3 separate regions of the Mus musculus genome follow, and all the other regions are linked to region 2. The links are chromatin loops, found by intact Hi-C in ENCODE. Cell type or tissue: left cerebral cortex. All regions are shown on one strand. Each heading gives the region's core, and the rest is flanking DNA. Links, peaks and the distances in the headings are about the cores only. Region 1 overlaps Ppig (peptidyl-prolyl isomerase G (cyclophilin G)). Region 2 overlaps Ubr3 (ubiquitin protein ligase E3 component n-recognin 3). Region 3 overlaps Ppig (peptidyl-prolyl isomerase G (cyclophilin G)).

Region 1 (10,424 bases), core at 1,594-9,593, 220 kb after region 2:
TTGTTCTTTTTTTCCACTTATTTATTTTTATTTTATGTGCATTGGTGTTTTGCTTGAATACATGTCTGTGTGAGGGTGTCTGATCCCCTGACACTGGAGTTGCAGACAGGTGTGTGCTGGGAATTTAACCTGGGTCCTCTGGAAGAGCAGAGTGCTCTTAAACCATTGAACTGTATCTCTGGCTCTCTTGGTTTATTTTCTTTGTGAGTGTGTGTGTGTGTGTGTGTGTGTGTGTGTGTGTGTGTGTGTGTGTGTGTGCACGTGCGTGCTTAGGCCCAAAGTTGATGTTGGCTATCTCTCTCAATTGTTCTCCCATTTTTGGAGGTAGGTTCTCTATCTGAACCTGCTGTTTACAGATTCCAACTAGCTTAGCTGAGATAGGGATCCCATCTCAGCTTCCTGAGTGTGGAGATTACAGGGAGCCTCCATACCTGCCCTGCTTTTCTTTGTGTTTTGGTGATCCAAACTCTGGTCATTAGGCTTGCAGGACAAGTATTTTATCCATTGAACCACTACCTCCCAGCACTTGAACAAGTTTAAACATGGAAACAGTATATTCCTGTGATTAACCCTATTTGATTATGATGCATTTTTTAAAATGTGTGTGTGTATTTGTGCTGGATTCAGTTACTTATATGTGTGAGGGCCTGTACACACACGCACACGCACACGCACGCACGCGCACACACACACACACACACATGCACTGGTACCTATGGAGACCAGAATAGGGAGTTGAAAACCCTGTAACTGGAGTTAGACAGTTGTGAACTACCCTGTGGGTGCTTGTAACTTAACCTTAATCCACTGGAAGAGCCAATGCACTTAACTGCTGAGTCACATCTTGAGCCTCTCCAATGTATTTATAATTCAGTGTCTATTATGTGACAAGTACTATTTTTTATATTTTCTTCTTCTTCTTCTTCTTCTTCTTCTTCTTCTTCTTCTTCTTCTTCTTCTTCTTCTTCTTCTTCTTCTTCTTCTTCTTCTTCTTCTTCTTCTTCTTCTTCTTCTTCCTCTTCTTCTTCCTCTTCTTCCTCTTCTCCTCCTCCCTCTCCTTCTCCTCCTTTTTCTCCTCCTCCTCCTCCCTCCCCCTCCCTCTCCTCCTCCTTTCCTTCTCCTCCTCCTCCTTCATCTTCTCCTCTTCCTCCTTCCTTCCTTCCTTCCTTCTTTCTTCTGATATGTAAACAAGGACATCTCATTTTAGCTTATTACCCCTTGGTGAGATTGTTTAAATTCTTCTGTCTTCTGTTCTTATTGGATACTGACTCTGGATATTTTATTGCTAATTCAGCAAAGAGAACATAAGCCTTACTTTTAGAACTCAGTGATAAAAAGTTTGGTATTTCAAACTGATATACTTGTGCCTTTCCCTCAAATTTCAATTGGTAGAAATGATCAGATCTTATGTTAAAGTTTTAGATTGTTAAAATATTTTCATAGATAGTAAATATATCCATATACAGGAAAAACAACTTATATTTAGAAATTCAGCACATCTTAAAATGTTACAAATATAAAATTGAAATTTGTTAAAATTTCAGAGAAACCATTAAAAACATATCTATCTTCCAATATAAATTAATGTAACATTATAAGACAAAGTCTTTGTAAAGTATTTGAGAGATTGCCTAATACTTATTTCCTCAGTTTTGAATACATTTTCATAGATTAATGTCACTCATTGTTTAATTTCACATTCCTGGGAAATAGAATGTAACTGGTTGCATATAACTTAGGTATTCCCTGTTGCTTTAGTTTTATGTTGATGAACAGGAACAATAATTATATGCCTTTTTAACTTACTGAAGATCACATATGTAAATGATTGAAAGAGAACTGTATTTTTTATTTTTAACCTAAATTTATGCTTTTAATCTTGTTACGTTGTTTTAACTGTGTATCACATAAAGCCTTGAGTTTAAATACTTAATCTACACTTTGAGTATATTCTTAAAAGCATAAAAGAATTGATGAGTTAAAGCATATTTGTAAAATACTGAGTTTATAAAATTTCAACTGCATCTTAAAACTACATAGATATTTGGAAAGCATGTTTTTGACCAATATTAAAATTTATTTTTCTTCCAAATAGGCCATAAATAAATATAATGCAAAACAAATGAAGGAAGAAGAATTAGATTATTGGAGACTTACTGACGCCCTTACAGTTGAGAAGGAGAAAGAATTTGAGAAGTATGCTAGAGAAGTAATTAACTTTGAATCTGAATCAACAAAGAAATACGCCTACCCTATGGTAAAAGCTGTGCAGGAAGGAGTGGGAGGTGGACGTGGACCACCCTTTGTAGGCAGAGGTGGGATAAGGCCAAGCTATCAGGCAACTGATGCCACTGGGGTCCAGCTCCCTTGTTTTAAAAGTCAAGGATCAAAGTATAATGATTTTCAGAAGTCGAAGAGAAGGCTAGGTTTTACTTGGTAAAAAAGGTCATATTTTGATTAATAAAATTTACTGTAATGAGCTACAAATATAATGGAATTTCTGATAATAAAGAGACTACTTATGTGTTGCCTGGTTTGATTCTTTGCAGTATCTAAGTACACATAACAGCACCTGTACATGTGTGTGTGTGTGTATTCCTGAGAACAGCCTTGTTTCTTACACTGCATCCATCTTTTTTAGAAAGCTGGATGTCTCAGTGGCCTGGAACTCAACAAGCAGGCTGGCCAGTGAGACCTAGGGATCTGCCTATGCCTACCTCCTCAGCTCTGGGATTACAACTCTGTACCACCACACTCGTTAGTTTTCTTTAATATGGCTCTGAGGTCAAAGTCAGCTCCTCACCTTATTGACTGGGCTATATACTCAGTCACACAATGTCAGTTTCATTTAAAATGTTCTCAGTAGGATGAAGTGCACCCACAGGATTGTATAGTCATGACCTTGAACCTATTGGGCAGTACCTCCCCATTTTCCCCTCCACACAGCCTCTGCTTTGTCTCAGCCCTATACTAGTTATTCTATAAGAATGCAGCCATGCTGTGGACTTCAGTGAATTTCTGTGTTGTGTACCATGTTGCCAGTACTTTGTTCTTATGGCTGAACCAGAGAGAATACTTTCCTCAACAGAAACCCATGTGTGTATTCAATTTGTCATTCAGTTGTTTCAATTGTTCAAAACTTCATTGTTACTAAATGCTTTGTATAGTTTTGACTTCTCTGCGGGTTTTTGTGTAGAGTGTATCTCCTAGACATGAAATGACTTAAAATAATTCTCTAGTTATGTCTACTTAATATACAAGTTCATGGAGTTTTTATGAATTGCACCTTCCTTAGTATTTTTACATTGTGGTTTAAAAAAAAACAATAGAACATACACTACAGGAGTTGGAACATACACTTCTAACTATAATAGTGCTAAGTATATTTAAATTTGCTTAGGGTTTTATTGCTGTGAAGAGACACAATGACCAAGGCAACTTTTATAAAAGTAAACATCTAATTGAGGCTGGCTTACAGGTTCAAAGGTTTAGTCCACTATTATCATGGCAAGGAGCATGGCAGCATGCAGTCATGGTGCTGGAGGAGCCAAGACTTCTACTTCTTGATTGGAAGGCAGCCAGGAGGATACTATCTTTCTTAGGCAGCTAGGAGAGTCTCTTTCCCACTACGTGGACCTTCTGCATATAGGACTTCAAAGCCCACCTTCACAGTGATGCACTGCCTCCAACAAGGCCACACCTGTTGGCCATTGTAGCAACTCCCATGGACCAAGCATATTCAAAGCACCACAATATTGCTCTGCAATTTCTGGACTTGTTATTCTGTAAACTGAAACTACACTCAATTAAATTATCCCATTCCTTCCTCCTCTCCACTTTTGTAAGCAACTTTGCACCAATGAATCTGGCTAAGTAACTCATATAAGTAGACTCCTACAGCACATACAATAAAAAACTATTTTCATGTGTATGTTTTGCCTGCAATTCTGCATATGTACCATGTGCATTACTTGTGTCCACAAAGTCCAGAAAAGGGTGTTGAATTTCCTGGAGTTGCCAACAATAAACTACCATGTACTAGGAACAAAACCATGATCCATTGCAAGAGCAGCAAGTCACTGAGCCATCTCTACAGACCCAGGATGTCTTTAAATTTTTCTCTCTTCTTGTTCTTGAGACATGTCTATGTAGCCCAGGTGGTTCTCAAGCTCTTGACTTTCTACCACCCATCTGTCTCAGAGCTCTCAAGTGTGGGCTAGCTCACCTGCTGCCTTACTTCCTAAAGCTTAGCACCACTTTGCATCCCCACTAAAGATCCATATTCTTACAATAAAAAACCAACTTGCATTCTAAGTGACATTGAGGTCATCTCTAATTAGTTTGTGCTGGGATTTAACCTTGGTGGTGGTTATTGCACATGTGGTTTTTTTCTTTTTGAGTCAAGATCTTATGTAGCTCAGGCTGGTCTCAAACCCAATCTCATGTTTCCCTAACCACTAGAATTATATTCAGGCAACCACCACACTGATGACCCTTTCTCTGTGTGCCAAAGGTGAGCCTTAGATGTTCCTCAAAAGCTTGTTTTTGTTTTATGGGTTTGTTTTTTAAAGCAGGGGCTCATCCTTCTGTCTTCGTTCCCCCTCTCCCTGGTTCTTGGATCACGAATACATGTCACCATAGCCAGCTTTTAAATGGGTGGTGGTTATCTAATGCAGGTCCTTATGCTTGCACAAAACACTTTACAGACTGAGCTCTCTCCAGCACCTACTGTTTCTTTTTAAAATCAAAAGTGTATTGCTTTTCCTTTTCTCCCTGGCAGATTTAGCTCCACGAGTGAGATAGTTCACCCAACAGCTGGCAAAGGCACATTTGGGTCGTTTCTTGTCCTTTGCTATTACAAATCTCTGTAATAGCTTTGTGAATGTTTCATACTTTTGCCAATGTACTGGAGACTGATTCCTACAAAGAATATCAAAGGTGTAAGATAAAAAATTTATAGCAAAAAAATTTCAATTTGTGTGGCAGTCTTGTCTGTCTGTATGTGTAACACTTGTGTGCCTGATGCCCTTGCATGCCAGAAGTTGTAATCTCTGGGATTGGAAGTTACACATCCAGGTGCTGGCAACTATGCCCAAGCCCTCTGGAATAGCAGTCATATACTGCTTTTAACTGCTTATCTATCTTTTTATAAACCCTACAGCAAAACTTGATGTCATAATCCACTGAGGAAAGTCACATGTCTCATTCACCAGTAAAATAGAAATAGGAAAATTTGAATATATCAGGACTTCATAACACCCAAACTGCACAGTGCAGTGACTAGTTCTGTGTATGTGAGATGATAATACCCATCTATATTTTGAAAGATGATTCATCCAAATCACTGTGAAGTTTAATATATCCCAAAACTCAGCTGGGCATGCTAACACACACCATTAATTCTCAACTGTGGGCATTTTCCCTAAACATCTAAATTATACTAAAACCAAAATACTGTCTTACAAGTCGTAAAAATATAGCTTTAGGCTAAGCACTTGAAAGGCAGAAGCAGGATTTATTTCTTGTGGGTTCAATTGTCTGCATCATATAAACTGGGTGTGATAGCTCATCTTTAATTTTGTGCCTACCTATTGTCTCTGAAGCTAGCCTGGAACAAAGACAAATCCCAAAATCAAATTCAAAAATAACCCCCCCACCTCACAAATCAGAAAAACTGCATTGTTTCTATTACTAGGAAATTTAGTAATTAAAAAGTAGAGAATTTTAATGCAGTAACATAAATCCCAAGTTTGGTAATAACATTTTCTGAAATTAAAAAGCTACCAAGCTTTAAGTATTATGCTAAAACATTTGAACAAGAATTTACTTCTAGGGCTAGCAAGATAGCTTAGGGGTTATGAGCACTGACTGCTCTTCTGAGGGTCCTGAGTTCAAATCCCAGCAACCACATGGTGGCTCATAACCACCCATAATGAGATCTGATGCCCTTTTCTGGCATGTCTGAAGACAGCTACAGTGTACTTCTGTATAATAAATCTTTGGGCCGGAGCAAGCAGGGACTGAGCGAGCAGGGTGGACTTGACCAGAGTAAGCACAGGCCCAAAATTCAATTCCCAACAACCACATGAAGGCTCACCACCATCTGTACAGCTACAGTGTACTCATATACATAAAAAAAAAAAATCTTTAAAAAAATTTAGTTCTAAACTTGGAAATCATCACTGCTGGTTAAATTCTCCATTTTTTTTTTTTTTTGTTTACTTTTTGTCAAAGCACTTGTGCTCAAAGGACCAGTTCTCTCTGCATCATGCGGGTCCCACCCAGGGATTCAGCTCCAATCACCAGGCTTGGCAGCATTTTACCAACCCTGGGATTCCTAGGCTCTCACTACTCAGTCCTGGCTAGCTTTTGTCACCATAGTACTAGATTTAAAGTGTAAGCTACCACAGTCAGTAAATACTTTGGTCCATTTTTTGTCAACTACCTATTTTTCTCAAAATACAAATGAATTTACATTTCTATTATATAACAAAAATTTTATTGGTTACCTAATTTTTAATAAGACAAATAAAAAGCACAATCCCAAATTGTTTATTGTAGTATACTTTATTTAATACAATGTTTAACTATAAAAGTTAATACAGTTTTGAAGTTTAAATTTTGTAAAATGCCATCTGCAGAAAACAGTTCAACATTTACTAGACTAATGATAAGAGAAGCAGCATCTTTAAACTAATTTTACAATTGAGAAAACAAGTTTTCTAAATTCCATTAAAAAAATATACATCACAGTGACTGTGGAGCTAGGAAAAGAAGTGCATTAACCTAATTATGCTTTCCCCTTCCACAGAGAGCAGCCACACCTCAAGATTCCATAGAAATACCCAATTTATGTGTCAATCTTTCAAAAATACTATAAACACACAAAGAGGGTGGGGCAGAAATACAGAGAATGTGCTTTTAGTAACATGGAATTGTCTATAAAAGAAAACCAAAACCAGACAGAAATACAAACCAATGAATGCCCTTCCATCCTCCAGTACTAGGGGTGAGTCAGGGAGAGCAAATGAGTAAAACCTTAACACTTCTTCCTCTTTGGCCTGTGCGGCCTTTTTTTTTTTTTTAAATGAATGTGATTTGTTGTTTATTTGTCACACAGCAGGTGAATCCCTTCAAGACATTGAGAAGCCCACTGCAGGCAGTAATGGCAATCAACACTCAGTTTCCTTGGGATACTTTATTTTTAAAAACAATTAGTTTAAAAATATATTCTTACAATTAAAGTTTCTCAAACTACACAGAGAGTTTGTCAACTGTAAATGCATAAACCCTACAGGGAATAATTACAGTAAATAGAAACAAAAGAATGAAAAATGCTCATTTAGTTTTTTATACCAATCAGTTAAGTCTAAGTCCTTTCTGGGAAATTTACAGAAATTTGCTGTAAAAGGTTCCATGATGAAAGCTATTAACACATGGAACAAAGGATCAATTATACTAACTGCTCTAAGTAGTCACTAGAAAATAAAGTAGGAGCAGTAGTTAATACTATTACCCAAAATACCAGAACCCCAGCATGTGCCTATCCAGAACATAAAGGTTCTTGGTTTGACACCTACCACTGGATGCAAGCAAAGCCAGTGAGCAGCTGGATCACACTGGGGCAAAGAAAGCTAGCAGATTAGCATAACTTTTAAGTGAAAGAGCACTTTAAACGTTGGATAGCTGTTCCCAGACAGTCTTGTCTTTACAGCAAGTAACCATTCTGTATCAGCTACAATGCAGTACAATACAGTAGCTTTACTTTCTCTAACGATCTCTTTGTAGTGTCAATTTCTGTGGTAAACAACTTATCCAGAACAATAATTCATACAATAATCATCAAAGTCTTACATACTGAAATAATTTCCTCAGCTTTGGAGTCAAGCAATAAAAACAAGTGAAAGTACTTTCAAGGGGTATTAAAAACTATTCATTAGCTGTAAATTTAGATATTCTTAGAAAGCCAATGTGATGGGAAAATTGAAATGGGAAATAGTTTTGGGAATATGATGTACAAATAACTAAAAATCTACTAGAACAAGAATTTGGGCTTTGTGCAATTGATAACTGTGAATCTTGGGGTACAATTAATGCTGTTAATTATTTATTCTGAAAAAAAAATCTAGATTGTCTTTTCTCAACTATTTACCCCATTATCTGTCATATTGAAAAAAATAACAAACTAACAAAGCAGGAGTTGGGGGAGCCCGTAAATGCTCAGCTCTGAGCTGCTCTCTTGGAGGATATTACAGACATTACCAATTTTCTCCCATGTTTACTTTCCTAAAGAACTGGAAAGTTCTTGTTTATAATGTATATGCTAACAAGTAAAAGCTCTAGATAAGAAAAAAAAAGTAATTTTACTTAAAAAAAGTATGGATTTTAAAATGTTTGTTGAAATTCCTTTCTTAAAGATCAGGTAGTTTGGGATATATTTTAAAACACAACTGAATTTAAGACATAATCAACTTTTTAAGACATGTAACAGATCACGTATATATTAACTATTCCCATCAAGAAAAACTATTTGTAAAGAATCCATTGTGGGTATTTGCTTTAGGATGTTCCAAATAGCTTTATAATCACTGCACTCTTCATTCTGTACCAGCTACAATGCCAAATATATCTTACCATAGTAATCAATAATGGGAAGTATATTAAGCATCACTTTATTCAGTACAAATATCATTGAAAAGCTAGTGGGTTTACCAAGAAGCTACCTTGGTAAGAGCTGACACTATACTGACAAATATTAGAGTACAAAAACGTCCTAAAGGCTACTATTAATTGGATTTTTGAAATATTTCTCAAATGAGGCAGGTTTTGTGTTTGCTGGATGTTCAATGTTTTATTTAGAAGGATATTACAGAATAAAAGGCCACACATCACAAAAAAATAGCAAAATACAACACACAAAATTCTGAATGGACTTTGGATATGTTTAGTGTTTAACTCTGCACGGTATCATATTTTGCAACTTTCTATTCTACTTTATATGGCAATGTTATACATGCCAAGTTAAAATAATGTTAACAGTAAACTGGTCTAAAGCCATCTGAATAGAAAGAAACCAGAGTCACAAACATGCTACACAGCCTATCATGGTACATATATAGAAAGATGCATCTTCTTGACATTTCATATTCACAGCTATGAGAATCAGAGAAGTTAGTCCAAGTTTAAAAAAAAAAAAACAAAAAACAAACCCAAATCATGCAGAATTACCACTCAATGTGATATAGGCTAATAGCCAAAATAGGGAAATCTTATTTCCAATACTAACGCTTTTTAGAATCTGTCTAGCTTAAGAAGGATCTACACAAGTAGTATGTTTTAATGAGAAATGCATTTTTTAAATTGTAGAAAAAGGTAATAACATGTTCTTAAAAAGCAACAATTTCAGCTCTTCACACCAAAAGCAACAAAGAATTGAAAATTACAGTCTGGTCTTCCAAGGTCTAATTTCTGTCAAATGCTGTATAACAGCAACTCAAGCTCAATCAGCACATGAACTGAAAACAGCACTCACCTCATTTTTATAGCTCGCAGAGCAACGTGGACAATATTAAGAAACAAGCTACAGCTGGAATTGTAAAGTATAAGGTATAAAGCACAAAAAAAGTAACTAAAGTACAAATAACTGTAAAATCAAATGAAGGTTTAAGATCACATAAGGATCCTGCTTCTGTTAGTTAAGGAAACTGCTCTAAGCCCATGAATTATAAATGAAAAATCAAAGCCCAAAAAGCTATACAAAACTTCAAGTGGTTTCTAAAGGGATTTGTATCAAAAGAAACACAAGCCTATACAACAATGTACTGCAACCAACAGTTAAGCTTGTTTCCAAATGGCTGATTAAGCAAAGTAGGCTGCTATTGACGGTTGCAACACAAAAATGAATACATAAGAATTTAACATAGCACACAGTATTACACCAAAGTGTTGTTTTTCTTTTCATTTCAAGTTTATTAAAACTTTAGCAGTACAAATTATCCAGGTAGCAGATTATCAAAAGATCAACTCAATGAAGTCCACATTTAAAAAAAAAAAGGGGGTGGGGGGAGACAAACATAAACAACTCCAAAACAATGAAAACAATAAAAAAGGGAGGTTCAACAGTAAGTCTTAAAAACTGAAAATTTGAGACAGGAAGGAATTAAGAGTACACAACTCACTCATCCACTTTTGTCTTCATCTGTTCCAGGGCTTGATTCATGATCACATTTTTTATTTTTGTCATGTACATGGTCATTTTCTTGACCCTTTGATTTTTGGTTTTCTTTTTCCACCGGGGATCTGGTCTTTTCGTCCTCTTGATTTTTTAATGTGGAGGACTTCACTTCATTGTCCTGACTGCTTTGCTTTGTTTTTGACACTGGACTTTGCTCTCTATCAGCCTTTTTTTCCCTGTTATTACTTGA
Region 2 (10,424 bases), core at 1,189-9,188:
ACTAAAAAATTAAGTTCATTATATTTCAAACGAATGCTAACAAAGAACTTAGTTATGCAAGTATGCAATTTGTTTGCTATTTGTTCCTTAATTCATTCATTACTGCTCTCTTTTGCAATTAAATTTTCTAGTGTGGGATTTTGGGTCCCTTCCCATTTTTTTGTGTGTTTGTTTGTTTGTTTGTTTGTTTTTCGAGACAGGGTTTCTCTGTGTGGTCCTGGCTGTCCTGGAACTCACTTTGTAGACAGGCTGGCCTCGAACTCAGAAATCCGCCTGCCTCTGCCTCCTAAGTGCTGGGATTAAAGGTGTGTGCCAGCACTGCCCAGCCCCATTTCTTTAATATGGATTTTTATTAGTCTACTGCTGAGGAGGTTGTTTTTGTGTTTACCTGGAGGGTAGAATAAGCGTCTTCACTTTATAAAGTGAATTCTGAATTAATATCTACTTAGTTTCAGTAACATATAAACCTCTATCCACTCCATTCTCCACCTTTGCCTCTGTGCTTCTGTGTAAATGCCTGCACGTTTTACTTAAGAATACACTGACACTTGGTTTAAACATCTATATATGCAGTTCTCTACAGACTTAATTTGTTCATACATACTGTTGAGGAAGAACTAAATCCGTCAAGATCATCTAAGAACTATTACTACTTCAAAATTCCTCAAAATAAGAAAAAACAGGGACATTTAGACAAATTTTTAAAATGTTTTAAAAGATATACTGGCAAACAGCAATCTACATGCTGTGTCAGGAACTACTTCTGCATGCTATTTCAAGAACCCCAAGAAACTGAAGTAGAATTGGCAGGATATGCCATATGTAATTAGAATATTTAAATGGGCAACACTGATAGACCTAAGACGCTTATAGATTTTAGAACAGTTAAATCAATGAGAAAACTGAACTCTAATATGAGCTCTTAACATAGATGCAATTCTCTAAAATGTTTCTATCAAAATGTTTCTTTGAACTCACCTGATGATGCTTGTAACAGTACAACCAGTCCTGTAGGTCTGTCTTCAGAAGAAGGACCACTCTGTCCACAAATAACACAGTCATACACGGCCTCAGAAACTTGTGGTTCTGCTGTGGTAATTTCCATAGGAATATCGTTCTCAGGAGAATCTGGAGGGAGAAAGCTATAACTCTTAAAAGGAAAGTCCCTCTTCATTATGCACTCCCCACAAAGATCTATTTCAAATACTTTTAAAGTTAAAAACTAACAAAATTATATCATAATAAAACCAAGACCATTGTTAAGTAAAATGTCAGCTCTAAGAAAGACCAAAAATGTGAAGTTAGTTAAAACAACTTTAAGTAATACATGATTCAATATTTTGCTTTTTTAACAATTACAGGTAAAAATTGATACTAAAAAACAGAAGCAAAAATATCCATGCAAGGGGCTGTTGCTCTTCCAGAGGTCCTGAGTTTAAGTCCTAGTAAACACATAGCCATCTGTAATGGGATCTGATACCCACTTCTGTCATGCAGGCATACATGCAAATAGAGCACTCAAATACATAAATAAAAAAAATCTTTTAAAAAACTATATAAGAGAAAATCTTCATTACATTTTAAGGAACAAACGGTTCTTTTTTTTCACTTACATAAAGGTTCTGGAGAGAGGAAATTTTTAAGATGACAACCCTTTAAAAGTTGGTAGTAGCATAACCTATGATAATAGGGGTTCCTAATTCTACATTTCAGTAATATCTCTCAAGTAATAGTCATCAAGGTTTACATAAGGAAATCACTGGATAGCCTCATTATATATTAATAAAGCAGAACTATTACATATATCACTAACAATAAGAAATTAATAGCAAGGCACACAGCAGACACAGAAAGGTATCAACTATTTTCTCATATATGCAGAAAATTCTAAACTTATCTAAAGATAATCTGAAAGAAGAACTATTATAGGAAAAAAGAGGACTGAAAGGGGGAGAAAAAACAAATATTTTTTTAAACAGACTATTCATAGCTCTAATATCAATAGGAAGATGGTACTCCTTCTCATTATAAAAATCCCAATGCCAATATGAACTGAATTAAAAAGTGGACCTGATTTTTACAAATATTAATGTGACAGCACTCAAAAATATTTTAAAATCATTATACTAGGCATTACATTTAACTAATTAATAATTAATCATTATATTTTTAAAATCACTGTAAGGACCTTAGGATAACTTCAGAGAAGACCATCAAAATAAATAATCAAATACTTGCTGACAGACTTGACATAAGTGAGAGACAGATTTATAGAGAACCAAAAGTCTCCTTAACAACTGCTTGTGCTCAACAACAAAATGGCTATAATAATAACCTCAGGCAGTGGAAAGGACACTTGCCTCCAACCCGATAACCTGAGACAGAACCTACGCGGTAGAAGGAAAGAACTGATTGACCTAAGTTGTCGCATGACCTTCACGCACACTGCAGCATGAGCACACTTGTCCCCAATGGCACACACAATAATTAAACCACTAATCTGATCATTCCATTACTCTACTGTTTAAATAAAGACAGTAAGTGATCTGTACTATTTAAACTGGTAAACATTCAGATTAAATTATCACCATAAATAATAACTAATTGTTAAGAGTTTCAAACTAAAATTTTTGACTTACCAACATCCATTGCAGTTTCCATAAAGCTTTTCTGTCGTGAGGCAAACTCTGCGAGCAATTTCTGCTGCCTTTCTCTAGCCTTTTGTCGCCTAAAGAGAAATACAATTTTACATACATGATGTTTTAAAACTAATCTACTGTTTCAGGCACATATGACGTATAAATGGCCACAAATCAAGAGCAACCTATTTCCTGTACCACTTACTGTATTAAATCTCAAGTGAGAGCTCAATGTTCCCGAGCTGATTCTATTCTTCCACACGGCCTCAAACCTACTGTCTGTGTGAGTCAAAATAAAAGCCAAGATCTGCTTTACGGTATGAAACGATGAGATACATTAAAAAAAAAAAATCCTAAAACCTCTATAAGGTATTCCTAATTTTAGCAAATGGCTGGATACAAGATTAATTAAAAAAACTAAGTAGTCTTCCTGATATAAGTCACAAATGGATTTTATAAGAAACCAGGAAAACAATACCTTTCACAGTAACCTCAAATAATATAAAAAATCTTGGGGTAACTCTAACCAAGCATGTGAAAGATTTTTATGATAAAAAAACTTCAAGTGTTTCAAGAAAGAAGTTGAAGAAGGTATCAGAAGATAAAAAGATCTCCATGCCCATCAATCTGTAGGAAAGAAACAGTAAACATAGCCATCCTACTGAAGGCAACAACAGATCAATACAATCCCCATCAAAACCCAACACAATCCTTTACAGATTGTGAAGGGACAATTCTCAACTTCATATGGAAAAACAAAAACCCAGAATAGATAAAACAATCATGAACAATAAAAGAATTGATGGATTTCTCGTCATTCTAGACTTCAAATTGTACTACAGAGCTATAGTAATAAAACTGCATGATACTAGTATAAAAACAGACATACTGATCAATGGAAACAAATTGAAGACCTAGGCATAAATCTACACACATATGAAAACCTGAGTTTTGATAAAGAAGCCAGAAATACACACTGGAAAAAGGACCACATCTTCAACAAATAGTGCTGATCAAACTGGATGTTTGCCTGTAGAAGAATATAAATTAGATCCATGTTTGTCACCCTACACCAAACTCAAGTAGATCAAAGATCTCAACATAAAACCAGATGTGCTGAACCTGATAAAAGAGAAAGTGGAGAAGAGCCTTAAAAGAGATGACTCTCTGAACAGAACACTGACAGAGCAGGCACCAAGATCAACAATTAATAAAAGGTAAATCATGAAACTGAGAAGTTTCTATAAGGCAAAGAACATCAATAGGACAAAGTGGCAGCCTACAGAATGGGAAAAGGTTTTTTACCAACTCTGTATCTGACAAGAGGACTAATATCCAAAACATATATAAAGAATTCAAGAAACTAAATATCAAACACTCAAATCTAATTTAAAAATAGGAAACAGATCTAAACAGAGACTTCTAAATAGAGTAATCTCAAATGGCTGATAAACACTTAAAGAAATATTCTATTCAACATCTTAGCCATATTATTGTGGGTTATTTTGTCATGTTTGTTTGGTTGTTATCTCTTAAGAGACTAGTTCTTTTCTAATGAGAGACAGAAAGGAAGTGATTCCAGAGTGGAGGGGAGATGGGGAAGAACTGGGAGGAGTAGAAGGAGAGGAAACTATATTGTATGAGAAAAGAAAATATTTTCAATAAAAAACAGAGGGAGAGAGAAAATAAAATAAAATCTGGATTTCCAACAAGATAATGTCCAAAGTATTTGTCAGAGGTGGCAAAAGCAAGAAGTCCTGCCAGCAAAGGACAGTAAAGAGGTTCTAAAAAAACCTATGATGTTTACATATGAAGAAAGTCTAAAAGATCAGAATAAACACTTACTGCTACCTAAGACTGGCTGTCTCCTAGTAGCAGAAGCAGAAGCCAGCAAATTTCTCAGTTTCCTCTAAAAACATTTCTAGGTCAGATTATTTTGTGCAAAGAAGAAGAAGTGAGTCCTGAAATTACCAAAGAATAAAAAGCATTCTGATTCTAAATAATTATTCCTTTGGATTATTTCATAACTCTTTTAGCACTTATCACTCATCTATTTACAAAGAATATTTTAAGACTGTTGGCAAGCAATAAAAAAATTAAAAATAAAACAGAACAGCTTAGTATATAATCAGGAGAAAATACCTCAAATTTAAAGAAATTAGCAGAAGTAAGTCAACTCATTTTCAATTTTCCACTTTTATTAGTTAGATGCATTAAATTTAAATTCCATTTAAATTACACATTGGTTCTTACGAATTCCTATTCGTAGCTGGGTGTGGTGGCGCACGCCTTTAATCCCAGCACTCGGGAGGCAGAGGCAGGCGGATTTCTGAGTTCGAGGCCAGCCTGGTCTACAAAGTGAGTTCCAGGACAGCCAGGGCTACACAGAGAAACCCTGTCTCGAAAAAAACAAACAAAAAACAAAAAACAAAAACAAAAAACAAAAAAAAGTCAAGTCTAATAGGAATACTACTATTATTCCATGTATCCCTTTTGTGGGTGGTGTGTACACGAGCATGCAGCTGTGGGTGGCAGCACAGGGACTTGGGACTTGCTCTATCGTCTGCACCTTATCCCCATGACACTGGGCACTCAATGAAGCAGAAGCTCACTGTTTCAGCTAGACAGTCTGGTCAGTGAGCACACAGGCAGGCAGAGCCATGCCCACCCAGCTTTGACAGTGCTGGGCAGTCAGCTCTCAGCTTGTACAGTGCACTTACCCACTCTGCCACCCCCGCAGTCCCTGGATACTTTCTGTCTCTAAAAACAATTTTTCTTACACAACCATCTATGTGACTAAAATGGCTTCTTATACAGTTATCATAGGATGATCTCCTTTACAACTAGCAAATTACATGGGACTGGCAAACTTATATGAACTCAGAACACCAAACAGGATTGACAGTTTTTCCTCTCTGTCCTCATACATCATTGTTAATGCCACCTGTACTCCTTAGTTTTAACTGTCAACTTCACCAAGCTTCGAGTCACCTGAGATGGGAACCTCAGTTCTGGGACTGCCCAGATCAACTGGCCTGTTGCTATGTTTGTGGGAAATCATCTTGATTGTTACTGACATAGGTAGTCCAGCCCACTGGAGGTACCCACTCCCTGGGAAGGTGGCCGTGGGCAGTGTGTGTGTGTGTGTGTGTGTGTGTGTGTGTGTGTGTGTGTGTGTGTGTGTGTATGAATGAGTGGAAGCCAGATGAGCAGCAGGAAGCTGAGTAATGAGTCCACAAGGAGCATCCCTCTGTGGTCTCTGTAACATCAGTCCCAGGGATCCGATATCCTGATAACCCCTTCTGACTTCCATATGTACCAAACATACACGCAATGCACATACACACATGCAGGCAAAACACACATAAATTGAAAAAAATCTAATTAAAAAATTTTATCTTTAAAATATTAGGAAACAAGTTGGCAAAGGAAAATCTAAAGAAACATTGCTTTCTCTATTAATTGATAATCATATAGTAATAAACACAATTAAGTACCAAAAATTCAAATAATTGGATTTTCATTTTAAGAAATACTTAAGGGCTAGTGAGATAGCTAAGCAGGAAAGATGCTTGCTATTAATATTAAGCTTGATGACCTGAGTTCAAATACCAGGACCCACAAGATGCAAAGACAGAAAGAACAGACTTCCAAAAGTGGCCTCTAACCTCCATATGCACACAGTGGTGTATGTGTTACATGCATACAAGCACATGTGCATACAAACACACAAATGATTCTTTTTAAAGAAATATCAAAAATACTTATATTTGTTATTTAAAGTTAAGTTAAACCTTCTTTTTGAACAGCAAGAGAATTCTCAGATACCTCAGCAGTAGTAGTATGAGCAATGTCTTTTTATCCATAAAGTACTCCGCATCCCCCCAACACACACACACACAATTCCCCCCCCCACACACACACACACACATACACAATCACCCCCGCCACATACACACACACACACAGACACACACACACACAGACACACAGACACACACACACACACACACACACACACACACACACACACACACAGACACACACACTAGCTATGACCAACCATTACCTTACAGAGTAAGCAGCTATGGCTGCTGTAACTGAAATAACCAGGCCATTAGCCCAGAAGGAAGGAAGAAGAGAAAATCCAAGTCATCAACTGCTCTGTACATATTAGAAACACTACAAATACCAATACCTTTCCTCCTTGTCCAGAGTTTTCTTCTCCGCTGCGGTGATTTTTTTGGGTGGCACAGGAGGGGTCACTTTTCTGCATATCTCCTCAATGATGCGCTTGTTCATTCTGCTTTGCACTGCAGCTTTTAGCAAAATCCTTTCTACAGCAGTTATACCATCTCCATGATTGTATTTGGGAATTTCTGGTTGTATTAAAACTTCTATGTCATCAAGCCATGGAGGATAGTAAGAGTTTTGTTTTCCTGAGAGTTTGTGGTGAAGTTTTATTAGCAAAGACAATATGCTTTCCTTAATTTCCAAAATGGCTGTGGTTAACTGGGGAGAGGAACCAGGAGCTGACCATTTACTTGGAATCTTGGGCCGAACCACCTGATTTGCTTCACTGTTGCTGCGATTGATGATCTCCTGAAATTTCTTTCTACGCTCTGCTACTAAGCTGAAAACTTGAGCTGTACCAGAATTCTACAGGTAGAAATAAGAACGACAGAAAGATGAAGAAGTTAGTCAACAACCAATTCTAAAAATATATCACAGTATTTTTCCAACGGGAATGCTTAACATTTTCATCTAAAGATCTCTCTAGCAGATAAACCCATTCGTTTCCTTTGCTCCTTTCTCAAATACATGTAAGACCACTTTATGGGAACAGTGGTAAGGGACAGGAGGCCACTGGCAGTCACCCCTCTCTCTGCTCCACAGAAAACAAACAAGCAAGCTTAGGCCATGTCTGCAGCCATATTACAAAACAACAACAAAAAAATGAAAGAACAAACTAAATAACCAGTAAATAAAGTGAGCCTGAGTGTAAGGGAAGCCGGTGCGCTGCGCTGCGCTGCCCCACTCATCAGGAACCTGCATGCACTCCAGGAGCTTCTGGAAGGAAGGATGCTACCACACAGAAAGCCTTTCCATTTTTCTTCACTTTTTTTAAGACAGTAAATCTATAGTAAATATTATTTTCACTTCTAAGGAACTTCAAAGTTTGAAAATTACCAACATTACAAGTCTCAAAACTGAAATGTAAGGATAAATAAAATGTAAAGACTGAATAATTTGCTTCACACTGCACAAGTGTTCTTCTCACTAATTTGTCTTCTAGACAGTCTTTTTGCTAAAGCAAACACATCAAGCCTCTTAGAAACCATCTTTTAATTAAAATATGAATCTGTTTAATGGATCTCATCTTTCTAAAATGAGCATTAAAAAGCATGCATTTGTAAGCCAAGTTTCAGTATAAAATTTTAACTTTGAATGTTTTTAAAATACTCTACAACATTAGAATAAAAAGAGCCTCTGATAGAGGTTCCAAGTTTTTAATTAAAATCCTTTCCGGTGTTCACAACAAAAACATGTCAAATGTAAGAAATATTCTAACAAGTAGACTTAACTACAAGAAATATCTAATTCAGCTCTCTCTATTCACATGATACCTGGTTTAAAGGGAAAAAAACTACTTAATTATCTGGCATGTCATTTTTTCTTTTTAATTTTATTTATTTTATGTACATGAGCATTTTGGCCACATGTATGTCTGTGTATCACATGCATGCCCGATGCTTGGGACTGGAGTTACAGACGGTTGTGAGCCACCATGTGGGTGCTGGGAATTGAGCCCAGTTCCCCTGGAAGGTGTGACAGGCCCTTAACTGCTGAGTCTTCTCTGCAGCTCCGCTTCTCCCTTTATCTTAAAGATTACTTACGCATCATGCAAAGAGCTGGCTTTCACAATGAGTCCCAAAACACAACAGACAAAATACAAGTTATGGGCCTGTTGAATTAGTTAATTGCCACAGAAGCAAAAGGAAAAATTATTTTTAATGGGCATGCTGCCAGCAATTACATTTATTTTGACTTAGGAATAGTCAAGTCATTTTTAAGATGTTAGTAAGACAATTGTAAGTAGATCCAAACGGCCCACCTATAACTGGTCCAGAACACTTTTAACATTAAAATGAAAAATTTACTACTAACTACTCTGCATTTTTGATCAATAACATAAATTTATTTAAAATTAAATATAAGTAACTTTATTAAAAGTAAAAAATACTAATTTTAAGAACTCTTTTTCAATGTAATGATATTAATCACACACAAACACACACAAATACTTCAGTGGTTGTTTCCTCATTTCCAATTAGCCATGTTGCTAGTTAATGCAAATACCATACACATCTACCTCTCTTTGAAGAACTTTAGGCCGTCGGGAATTCTAGCAGGTTGAAGGAAAAAGACTGGTTAAGGCAACAGTGCTCAGACATGTCAAGAAATAAATGATAATCTAAAGCTCCCCTAACAATGTTTTCTTCTGAATGCATCTAAGCATTTCTCAATGTAAGGAAAACCTCTCCGTTTTCATCCCCGTCACTTTTAAACTTACTTGTAAAGAGTCCAAAGCGTCAGAGCTCGTGCTGGCGAGGGGATCCCTTTTCAACTCAGGAGCCGTCTCTGGGACTCGCACTCTAACATAATTTATAAAGTGCCTCATGTTTGATACCAAGTTACTGCCAGGGAACCAACTGTCATGACAACGCTCTGGTCCACCCATTGATACCTAAGACATATGTAATGAATGAATGAATGAATGAATGACAAGAAAATAAGTGCTCACATGTGCATACACTCCCCAGAATCCATAATTGTGCATACACTCCCCAGAATCCATAATTTGTGTTCCCACTATAACACCAAAAATAAATAAATAGCTTTCTTTAATTTTTTTCATTGAAATGATAAATTTCAACAGTTTTATGCATAAAGTAATTCCATAAATGTCAAGGGAAGTTTTAAAGGACCATATGTATCTTAAGAATAAAGCCTTTTTAGGCCAGAGAGTAGGCTCAGCGAGTACACTATCAGTCAGGCCTTACGACATGAGTTAAATCCCCAGGTCCCATATGGTACAAGGAGAGAAACTCCTGCAAGCTGAGCATGTGCATCATGGTGCACATCCATACTCACTAAATAAATTAATATATAGGGCCTTCTTATCACTTCTTCAGATTTAAGAATTAAAAATCTAAACATAGGGGTTGGAAAGCTAGCTCAGTGGCTAAGAGCACAGTGTGCTCCTCCAGAAGATCCAGGTTCAGTTCCCAGCATCCACTTGGCAGCTCACAAACATCTGTAACTCCAGTTCCAGAGAATCTGAAGCCTACTTCTGGCCTCCAAAGGTATTATGTATAAATGCTGTACAGATAAGAATGAAGGCAAATAACAATATACATAAAAAATAGTAGTGTACACATTTAGTCCCAGCACTCAAGAGGCAGGAAAAGGTGGATCTTTGAGTGTAAGCCCAGCCTGGACTACAGGGTGAGTTCCAGAGAAACCTGCCCAGGCAGCTGCCCTAAGAGAAGACACAGTGCTTACCTCTTCCTCGGAGTCATCGTCAGCAGAGTTCTCCAGGCCTAACTCAATCAGGTACAAGACCATGCACAGCACATGCTCAGACAGATTTTGATGATCCATCAGAATCTTTAAAAAAAATAAAAACAACTCAGTTTCTACAAAATATATTTCATTTAAAGATCCAAAAACATTCTATTACAAACAAAAATCATAATCAGATAATTATCAGATATATAAATG
Region 3 (10,424 bases), core at 1,123-9,122, 240 kb after region 2:
CAACACAGGAAGGAATATTTCATTGGCACCAAGCTTCAACTTCCACGACTGAGCAAGGATTCGTCTAATGATTAGAAACACAGCTTAAAGCACACTCTCATAATCAGAAGTACTTTATCAATAATAACTATGCTTAAAAATCTCTACAAAGAACTGGAGAGATAGCTCGGCAGTTAAAAGCACTGGCTGTTCTTCCAGAGGTCCCAAGTCAATTCCCAACAACCACACAGAGGTTCACAAACCATCTTAATGGGATCTGATATCCTCTTCTGGCATGCAGACATACATGCAGATGGAGTACTCTACTCATACATAAATAAATCTTTTTTTTTAAGTCTCTACAAAAAAGTCTCAAGTTGAAATTTTGAGTTAAGGAATCTTTTTTTTTTCCTTTTGGTCTCATTCTGTAGACCAGCTTGGCCTCAAACTTGGATATCCACCTACCTCTACCTCTGGAGTACTGGGATTAAAGGTGTGTGCCACTAAACCTGGATAGGCAATCAATTTCTTAAATATTATCTTATTATTACTATCATGTGCTTTGATGTGTGTGCCATGGTTAGAGGACAATTTTGTAGAGTTCCACTTTTAGGTAGGTACAGGAACTGAACTAAGGTCAGCAAACTTTCATGGCAAGCACATTTACCCACTGAGCCATCTTCTTAGCTTAAGAAATAATCTTTTAAAATGTCTTGAAACTTGGATGCTTTAAAGAATATATTAACATAAGTAAAATTATCACACATAGGGCATATGAATTTTTCAAAAGTTAGAACCTGACCCATTTAGTTGTACTAACTCAAACCAGAATGGATTTGAAATACTTATTTGGGCCAAAAATGAGTCAACATGCATATACAGAAAAAGGAATTTCAATAAATTAGCAAACAGTAAATAAATAGACTTAAATTCATCAGGTCATGATGGTATTAGTAAATTAAGATATAAATAAGCCCTCTGTGTTTCCTACATATGATTTTTATCAATAAACAAAAGGATGCTGCATCTTATCAGAAGAGTTCCAGCAATAAGTAACGAAGGCACTACGATTGGAGTGTCTTTTAGAAAGTCCTACGGAGCACTGAATGAACACCAACTGCAGAGCAGGGGGAAACCAGTCAGCCCTGTATGACTCCTAGTCTCAAAAAATGATGGGGGACTGAGGGGAGATGGGGGACTGAGGGGAGATGGGGACTGAGGGGAGATGGGGGCTGAGGGGAGATGGGGGCTGGGGGAGATGGGGACTGAGGGGAGATGGGGACTGAGGGGAGATGGGGACTGAGGGGAGATGGGGACTGAGGGGAGATGGGGACTGAGGGGAGATGGGGGCTGGGGGACTAAAACAAAACAAAGCTGATTCTCTTCAGTTTTCTAAATGGATTTACTAAGGTATTTGAAACAGAAGCAGAAAACTATGAAAAGTAGAATTAAGAAAAAACGCTACATCACAAATAACCTAGCTATACGGCAAGCTCCTGGCCTCAAATGATTCTATGCCTCAACTTCCCAAGTAGCTGGAACTACAGTTATACCTGGCACAAACTAATTAAAACAACTTTAATACCAATTTCAATGTTCAAACCTTAAGTCAGACTCAAGCAACAAAATGACTAACATTAATAAAACAATAAGAAATCACAACATTGCTAAGTTTTTGATCAATAGGAGTATGTAATAGCACGGGTTATCTTTTACAAGTCACATCTTAGGAGGAAAAGTTAAATATCTGTAGATAAAATGTGTATCTGGAGTGCTGGAGAGATGGTTCAGTGGTTAAGTATATTGGCTGCTCGTCCAGAGGTCCCAGGTTTAATCCCTGGCATCCACACAGCAGCTCACAACTGTCTGAAACTCTGGGTCCAGGGGATCTGACACTCTCACACCAATGCACGTGAAATAAGAAATTTAAAAACTGTATCTGAAATTTGCTTCAAATAAGAAAGCAGGTGAGTGCAATGACTTACACATCCAGAAAAATTTTAAAAAGATTTATTTAATAATTATAAGTACACTGTACCTGTCTTCACACACAGCAGAAGAGGGCATCAGATCTCATTACAGATGGCTGTGAGCCACCATGTGGTTGCTGGGATTTGAATTCAGGACCTCCGGAAGAACAGTCAGTGCTCTTAACTACTGAGCCATCTCTCCAGCCCCACATCCAGAAATTTAAGTCTGGCAATATAGCCAAACCCTGCCTTCCAAGTAAAGGTTTGTGAGGGGGAGAAATATCTGGAGGTAGGTAAAACAAAACTGTCCATGTGTGAACTGTTGAAACTGGGTGGTAAATATGCCCATTATACTTAATTATATGTATTAGTATTCTCTATAATTCAACAAAGTTAAAGAGAAAAAAATCTGCATCTTTGGACTCCACTGGCTTCCTTGTTACTGGACTGGTGTATCTGAACTCAGTATCTATTGGAGCATATTAAATCCAAAATAAAAAAGCATCTCTCTGAAGTTACTATGTTCTTGACCAAGAACCTTGAACACTGACTATGATTCATGCTCATTATGCAGCAGCTCGAGACCAGCTTGTGGGAACAAGTTATAAAAACTGAAGAGACCTCTACAGCAAAAATCTCAACAAACTAAGGTAGCCCATGCCTACCTAGTCACATTCCTCTGATCATAAACATATCAAATATAAGGTTCTTGGGGCATAATCAAGCTGTGTATAGAAATCATGAAATCTCCAAAAGGCTATTTCCTGTGCTGTATCTCCTTTCTTTATTTTTTGTTTTGTTTTGTTGTTTCCTAGACAGGGTTTCTCTGTGTAGCCCTGACTGTCCTGGAACTCACTCTGTAGACCAGGCTGGCCTTAAACTCAGAAACCCTCCTGCCTCTGCCTCCCAAGTGTTGGGATTAAAGGCATGTGCCACCACTGCCCGGCCTGTATCTCCTTTCTTAAACCTTAGTCAACTTTGTATGGAAAGAAACCTATATTGTCTCATTAATCCAATTATTAATCTGAACCTAAGACCATTAAAACAGAGAGGATATACAAACACAAACACTGAAAAATCTACTATATATACTTTTAGTAACTAAAGGGTGGGAGATATTAAACTTTTAAAGAAAATTAATTCACAATGAATACAAGTCAAAGAAATACCAGATCTATCTATTTTCTAAGCAAAATGAAAATAAATAATAATAATAATAATAATATATCCATCAAAGTAATTTGATTTTGTCAAATACTTTATCTCATAATTAAGAAAATTTCATTCTCCTTTCCGATCTGCCATCGTGGGTGGAGCCACCGCCTCGATGCAGATTTTTGTGAAGACCCTTATGGGGAAACCATCACGTTACGGCCAAGATCCAGGATAAGGAAGGAATTCCTCCTGATCAGCAGAGGCTGATCTTTGCTGGTAAGCAGCTGGAAGATGGCCGGGCTTTGTCTGACTACAACATTCCTAAGGAGTCCACCCTTCATCTGGTGTTGAGACTTCGGGTGGTGCTAAGAGAAGGAAGAAGTCTTACACCACTCCCAAGAAGAGTAAGCATAAGAGGAAGAAGTCTAAGTTGGCTGTGCTGAAATACTATAAGGCGGACCAAAACGTCAAAATAGCCGACTTCGTCGAGAGTTGTCCTTCTGTTGAGTGTGGTGCTGGAGTTTTCATGGGAAGCCACTTTGACAGGCATTACTGTGGCAAGTGTTGTCTGACCTAACTGCTTCAACAAACCAGAAGACAAGTAGTTGGGTATGTGTTAATAAAAAGAAGGAACTCAAAAAAAAAAAAAAAAAAAAAAAAAAGAAAAGAAAAGAAAAGAAAATTTCATTCTCATCAGCTCCCACTTTCATTTTGCACTGGAATTCTTTCTCAAGAAAGAAAGAAAGAAAGAAAGAAAGAAAGAAAGAAAGAAAGAAAGAAAGAAAGAAAGGAAGGAAGGAAGGAAGAAAGAAAGAGAGAACGGAAGGAAGAAAGGAAGGAAGAAAGGGGCATACCACAGGTGATTTTATTACAGTGTGTGTCACAGTGCATGTGTGAAGTCATGAAGTCAGTTCTTTCTCTCCTTATATATGTGGTTTCCAGCCTAAGTTTGGGCTGCCAAGCTTGTATAGCTGCTAAGACACCTTACTGACTCAGAAGATGATTTAAAAGCTCATTCTTCCTACCAAGTGTATGAAATTTATCTTTTGTTTTGTAGACTCTGTAGACCAGGCTGGCCTCGAGCTCAGAAATCCACCTGCCTCTACCTCCCGAGTGCTGGGATTAAAGGCGTGCCCGGCTGTGATTCAGTTTTACTTAGACTAAAAAAAAAAAAAGTCTAATGACACTGAAGAATACCAGGAGTTTGCTCCTGAAATTACACTTTTTGTATATGCCTATAAAGGTAATTAGTCAAGTTAGGTTTTCTGCAATTACTTTGTGTGTGGACAAGATTATGCCTAAGTAAAATTTTCTAACATAACAATTGAACTGGAATAAAGGCATGTTTCCAAAACATTCTAGCAGATGTAACCTATATTAGAATTTCAAGCAGAGGCTGAGCAGGACATGCTGATGCATACCTTTAATCCTACCACTCAGAAGGCGGTGTGTGTGCATGCGCGCGTGTGTGTACATATCTGTGTGTACAGGACTTACCCAGGGCTACACAAAGAGATCTTGTCATGCACACACACCAAAAGAGATTGAAGAAAGTAGTGAATATCTGCAGAAGACATACAAATGCTAAACATTGTACAAAGTTCTTCACAACTATAATTTTCTTATTGTATATTGTACTTACAGTATATGGTCCATGCCTTCTGAAGAACCGTAAGTGAGGCTGTGCTTGACCCAGACACATACGTACAGAAGCACATATAAATTAGAAAAAACTGACAGCACAGGACACATCTAAACCCACAAAACCTCATGCTTATTTATAATCTCTACTTATCCAAGTAAGAGTTCCCTTAACTGTGCACCCGTTCTTACCCTTAGACTTTGGAATCAGCTCTCCGCAACTGAGTATCCGAACTTCAGCAAATGGTTTGCTAGCGGCATCTGTTTTCTGGTTTTCAATCTCTCTCACAACTTCCTGACCAGAGATCACTTGCCCAAAAACAACATGATGCCTAAAATGTCATGTAAAAATTATTAAATAAAAGCTTCTTACTCTAATACAACAAAATAAAGTATGTTGTAAGATATTAAAATAATCTTTACCCATCTAAATGAGGAGTTGGTTTTGTTGTTCTTTTGGGATTCATCAGATAAAATAAAAACAGAAAAACAAAGTTAGCTTCTATAAAAACAAAAAAAGTGTACTGAAAATAAGAAATCATGTGATACCCTTATATAGCAGAACCTCATGAGTGCAAAGGGTTTCCCATACGAGTTTTACAAAAGCTTGTTCGGAATATAAAAGCCATACCTATTGACTGCTGAAGACAGTGAGTGCATGCAGTTGACATTTAGAGTTATTTCTATCCACTTGTATTTCTACTTGTCACTAGGTTTTTATTAAATATTCCTGGTTGTATGATGTTCTGTTGTATTGAACTGCTAAACTTACCAAATCATTCTACTAACTTATGGGTTTAACAATGGTGCTTTTCATCCTCTTTTTTTTTTTTTTTAAAGATTTTATTTATTTTATGAATTCAAGTACACTGTAGCTATCTTCAGACACATCTGAAGAGGGCATGGGATCCCATTACAGATGGTTGTGAGCCAACATGTGGTTGCTGAGAATTGAACTCAGCACCTCTGGAAGAGCAGTCAGTGCGCTTAACCACTGAATCTCTCAGGCCTCACCCTAACCTTTTAAACAGTTAACGTGGAGGGTTTTAGAGGAATTGAGAGAGGTGGGAACAGTCAGTCTGATGGCTCTGAGATATATTTGCTGAACATGAATAGAAACAGTCCACTTAATTTCATATATTTTAGAAATTAACTGCCAACATGTAGTTGTAGGTACTTCTGCATCCAATTTTCAAATCTCTCTGGAATATCTGAAAATGATAGTATCTAGTTTATGGAATAAGTAACTAGTACTTAGTGTTCCTGTTTTCTTCAACACAGGTTTTAATAGCTGAGATTCTATGTTCCAACAGGCTTACTCATGTTATTCAACTACTCTAGGTTTTTGAGCTTGTTATCTGTGATATTGAATAAAATTTTGTGTTGAAGAAAAGTTGAATTAAACTGGGTCAACCTCAAACAAGAGCATAATAATTACATGTACTGGAGAAGTTAAGATGGGGTTCAAGGACCCTGATCAAGAGACTTTCAAAACAAACTCACCTGAATCTAAAGAAAGCACTTGTTCAATGCATTTTTTGCAAGTACCCCTACCTCTCTTTTATTCTCAAGGTCAACCTCAAAACTATGTAGTTAGAAGCCTGGTATTTGGTTACGTAGAGACATACTGGTATATAAAATCTCTTAAAGATAAAATACTTGGTGTACAAGCTTGAGTTTGATCCCTAGAATCCACATAGAAAGCTGGGTACAGTAGTGGATGGTACCTGATGTGGTGGATGTATTTCCGATTTTGTTCTCTGACAATGGCAATGTCTTAAGCCACCTATTACTTTTTCAGCAAGCTCTATCACCTGAGACTTTAGTAACCATTCTACTATACCATCAGTGATTGTTTTACTTCTCCTATAATTTTACAATCTCTCTCTTATAAAGGCAATAGGGACAGTTAGCAGGGATATTTGAAACCTTAAATACATACATAAAGAACTGAGAGCCATTTGTATCCTTCCCTCTGTTGGCCATTGATAAGAGAAACTCTTTGTTGTGTTTAACAGCAAAACTCTCATCTATATAAAGAGAAGAAAATTTTCAGTTATATTAGAAGTGTAAGCTCCAAGACACTTATTTTTCAAGACTGGAGAGATGGCTCAGTGGTTAAGAGGCTTGCTGTGCAAACATTGAGGACTCATGTAGAAAACCATGTTAACCATTGCATACTTGTAACCTCAGTGCTGTGGGAGGTAGTAATAGAAAAACTGCTGGGACTTGCTGGCTGATAGCTTGGCTTGGATTCAGTGACACTGTCTCAAAGGAGTAAAGCAGAATGGTAGAGCACCTGATGTCTTCCTCTAGCCTGTACACAGGAGGAAATGCTCACATTTGCTCACGCATGTGCATATATATCACACTCAAAATAATTCATTTTCCATTCTTGTTCACAATGGATATTTTCCTGTTTGAGACAGGGTCTTGCACTTAAACTAAGTTGGCCTCCAAATCCTTCCTGAACCTCCCCAGTGCTGGTATTATAGTTCAGTGCTACCATGCCTGGCTGGATGTGTTCTTTACTGTCAAACACAACATAACAAGGTCAGGTTATGAAGGAAGAAAGAACCTATTATGAACCAATTTTTACCCCTGTAATTTTAGATTTATTACTAATTTTTCCTCCCTGGTGTAAAGGATTGAACTCAGAGCTCCAAGCATGCTATCAAGCTCTCTTATCTCTCAGTCTAACATACTTAAAAGTTCTTGCCTACCATCAACAATGCCCTGGATTTGACCCCAGCACAGTACTAAAAATAAATAGCAAGATTGTAAGAGTCCAGATGTATTTCTTTACATTTTATCCCTTTCACTCATGAGCATGGAGGGATAAACATCACAGTCTAGACTCATTAACTGAACCTCCATCAGAGCATTGTTTACTTCAATGATAAGAACTTTTCTTTTAATCTTTGATTAGAGTGAGAAAAATGTATGAGAAATTTGAAACAATATTCTCTTGAATACCAAAAGTAAAATATGAAAACCATTAAGTTATCTCTATATTCATATGCTTAATTCCTACTGTAATTTATAGTGAGTAAAATTTCTAAAAACAATTAAATATAAAAGCTTTACCTTCAAAGAATCCTCCATAAATAGATTCTCCTCCTCTTCCATTCCCTAGTTATGAAAAACACTCTTAGAACTCAGGATAGTAAACGCAGTCAAATACTTCTCATCAAGTATGTATACAAATGATTCTGCACCAATAACACTCAAAGGAACACAACAAATTATAAGACATCAATATAATTTCAATAACAAGAGGACTGACTCTTGTAAATTGTCCTCTGTTCTCCATTTCCCTGTACAACACACACTACCCAAAACCTTTATGTTTAACAAAAAATATGTCGTGTCTTTTATAGGACTCAAAATCTCACCTTCACTGAAGTCACCACCCTGAACCATGAAATCCTTGACAACTCTATGAAAGAGACAGCTCTTATAATGTAATGGCTTCTGAGTTGATTTCCCTGTCCCTTTTTCACCTGGAGAAAGAAACAGTCATAGATCAATGAAAAGACTGAAATATTAGTAAAGCCCATATTCTTCTAGAGAACACAGAAATCAATCTCAGATAAAATCTTATTACAACTAGTACTTATTTTTAATTAACTTGAACTTTTTTGAACCTAAGTCTATCTTTGTAACTCATGCTGCCATTACACTCACAGTCCTCCTCTCAGCTTCCCAAGGGTTGGGATTACAGGCCCCCTTGCATGTGGCCCAGAATGGTCTTGAATGCATGCTCCTGACTCAGCCTGAGTTTTGACATCATATGTCTTCATCCCAATGCAGGGTTCACAGCTAGTATTTCTAGAAATTAGGACAATTGAAAAATGCAAACAAACCTGTGCAAAGGCAGCGAAAGTTCTCACACGTTTTGGGACATACATCGGAAAATAATTCAAAGACAACTCTTCCAGCTGAAAAAGAAGGTAACAGGTTTAAATTTCTTGAGTACAATTTTATATTCTAGTATGTTAATTAGAATATTTTATTAATTTATATATTTATATTAATATTCTTACCAGGTTGATTATTAATGGCAATGTCAAAAAAACACCGAGGACGCTGGACCTTTATCCCCATGGTTCCAACACTTCAGTCTGTAAGTGAAATATGGTACAGTTTTAGGCAGCCAACTAAAATGGCAAAGATTTTCTATTAATGTCTAAAAGCAAAATCTATTGCACATAAATTACAAATGTTGTTGAACTTATTTTACATTTGTCTCCTAGGGGGAAACTCACTATGATTCTTGGAGATTAGACTATACTTTGAGGAAAATAGAAAAAAACTTTAAGATTAAGGCATAGTAATTACTATGTTAATCTTCTTTTATTATTCCAATTTTAGTAAATGTGCTCTTAAAGAGAACCATCATTATCGTATAATAAATTCCTATTTTACCAACCAAAACCAGATTACTACCCCCATACAGAATACTGTATTAAGTCTGTAAAACTAGAGAACAAAACATGTATATTACCTTTAAGTTGGGGGAAACAATAAAAAAACAAAAATCCACCAAGAATGACTGAGCCAATTGTTTTGCTCCTAGGAAAGAAAAATGAGAGCTCTAATTAAAATATAAGATATTAAAGAAAAATATTCAAGTTTCCAAACAAAACCAAAAATATATCATCATCTGTGAAGAAAAGGAAGAGGTTTTGTTTCTGAGGCAAAATCTCATCAGGTATCTCTGGCTAACTTTGTACTCACTTTATAGCCTAGGCTGGCCTACAATTTATGGCAATCCTTCTGCCTCAGCCTCCTGAATGCTGCTGGGATGACAGGTGCATGTTACTACACCTGAAATGAAAGGTGGGGATTTTAATGATACTAATATAAGGTAGATAGAATTCTGATCAAAAGCATATTCAATTTTACATGAGGTTACTTCTGGTCATGAGCAACTAACAGCCTATGACAGGCACATAGTAATGTGTGAAACACTATGAAGGTAGCTGTATTCACACAGCAGGTACCTTTTACTTGACATTCTTTTGTAAATCATTTATTTTAAGGATTTATAATAAGACTTGGTAGGGAATGATACAGTAAGGGGAAGAACTGATAAAGCAAAACTGGCAAGTATTAAATAACAGCCAAGCTAACAGAATACAAAAATAACCATTTCATTTGCTCAGAAGAGACTGAATACACATGCGTTTATTTAAACTATCACACCTAAATGACTAAAGTGCCTTAGCAAACAGCCTGTGATATGTTACACAGAGTAAGAAATACCCTAAAAGGTCTATACTCTTCACTCTAAAGAGTCTTCCTTTTCCCTTTTTCTTCTTTTTCTTCTTCTTCTTCTTCTTCTTCTTCTTCTTCTTCTTCTTCTTCTTCTTCTTCTTCTTCTTCTTCTTCTTCTTCTTCCTCTCTCTCTCTCTCTCTCTCTCTCTCTCTCTCTCTCTCTCTCTCTCTCTCTCTCTTTGTGCTTGCCTCACTTACACATGGTACTCATGTTCTACCACTGAGTTATACCCTGGCACAAATTAGCTGAAAATTTGAGGCAATTATAGATTTATATCCAGTTACAGAAAATAACTGAAGAATGGGCATGGTGGTTCACCTTTTTAAATCCAAACACTGGGGAACTTAAGTCAGGGTAACAGTGATATTCTGCCTTAAAACAAAACAAAACATAACAAA

The links. A loop is a pair of places that touch in the nucleus more often than their neighbours do. Peaks named below come from ENCODE experiments on the same cell type or tissue, not always from the same donor. Only the 100,000 strongest peaks of a DNase experiment are listed, where the experiment ranks them.
Region 1: a loop joins it to region 2, with 2.1 times the contacts of the local background. A loop is called at or near these places in 2 of 42 quality-filtered maps.
Region 3: it touches region 2 in a loop (3-fold over the local background); 3 of 42 quality-filtered maps call a loop at or near these places.

What each region holds. Positions count from the first base shown.
Region 1 is chr2:69,750,137-69,760,560 of GRCm38, reverse strand. Ppig (peptidyl-prolyl isomerase G (cyclophilin G)) reads right to left here. Exons shown (of 14, transcript NM_001081086.1): 14 at 6,502-10,424. The coding sequence ends at 10,179. Ccdc173 (coiled-coil domain containing 173) reads left to right here. Exons shown (of 9, transcript NM_001077684.1): 9 at 2,096-2,504. The coding sequence ends at 2,440. Among named protein-coding and RNA genes, the nearest start is that of Ppig, 32 kb to the right of the region's middle. In left cerebral cortex, for the core only: no CTCF peak of the experiment used is centred there; a DNase peak (open chromatin) is centred at 5,266.
Region 2 is chr2:69,970,023-69,980,446 of GRCm38, reverse strand. Ubr3 (ubiquitin protein ligase E3 component n-recognin 3) reads right to left here. Exons shown (of 39, transcript NM_177783.6): 21 at 10,206-10,310; 22 at 9,214-9,387; 23 at 6,838-7,298; 24 at 2,640-2,728; 25 at 979-1,128. Among named protein-coding and RNA genes, the nearest start is that of Myo3b, 64 kb to the left of the region's middle. In left cerebral cortex, for the core only: no CTCF peak of the experiment used is centred there; a DNase peak (open chromatin) is centred at 5,365; H3K27ac peaks cover 569 bases.
Region 3 is chr2:69,730,642-69,741,065 of GRCm38, reverse strand. It overlaps Ppig (peptidyl-prolyl isomerase G (cyclophilin G)), which reads right to left. Exons shown (of 14, transcript NM_001081086.1): 2 at 9,253-9,320; 3 at 8,792-8,869; 4 at 8,612-8,686; 5 at 8,141-8,248; 6 at 7,833-7,877; 7 at 6,688-6,775; 8 at 5,169-5,198; 9 at 4,938-5,077. The coding sequence starts at 8,852. Among named protein-coding and RNA genes, the nearest start is that of Ppig, 13 kb to the right of the region's middle. In left cerebral cortex, for the core only: no CTCF peak of the experiment used is centred there; no DNase peak of the experiment used is centred there.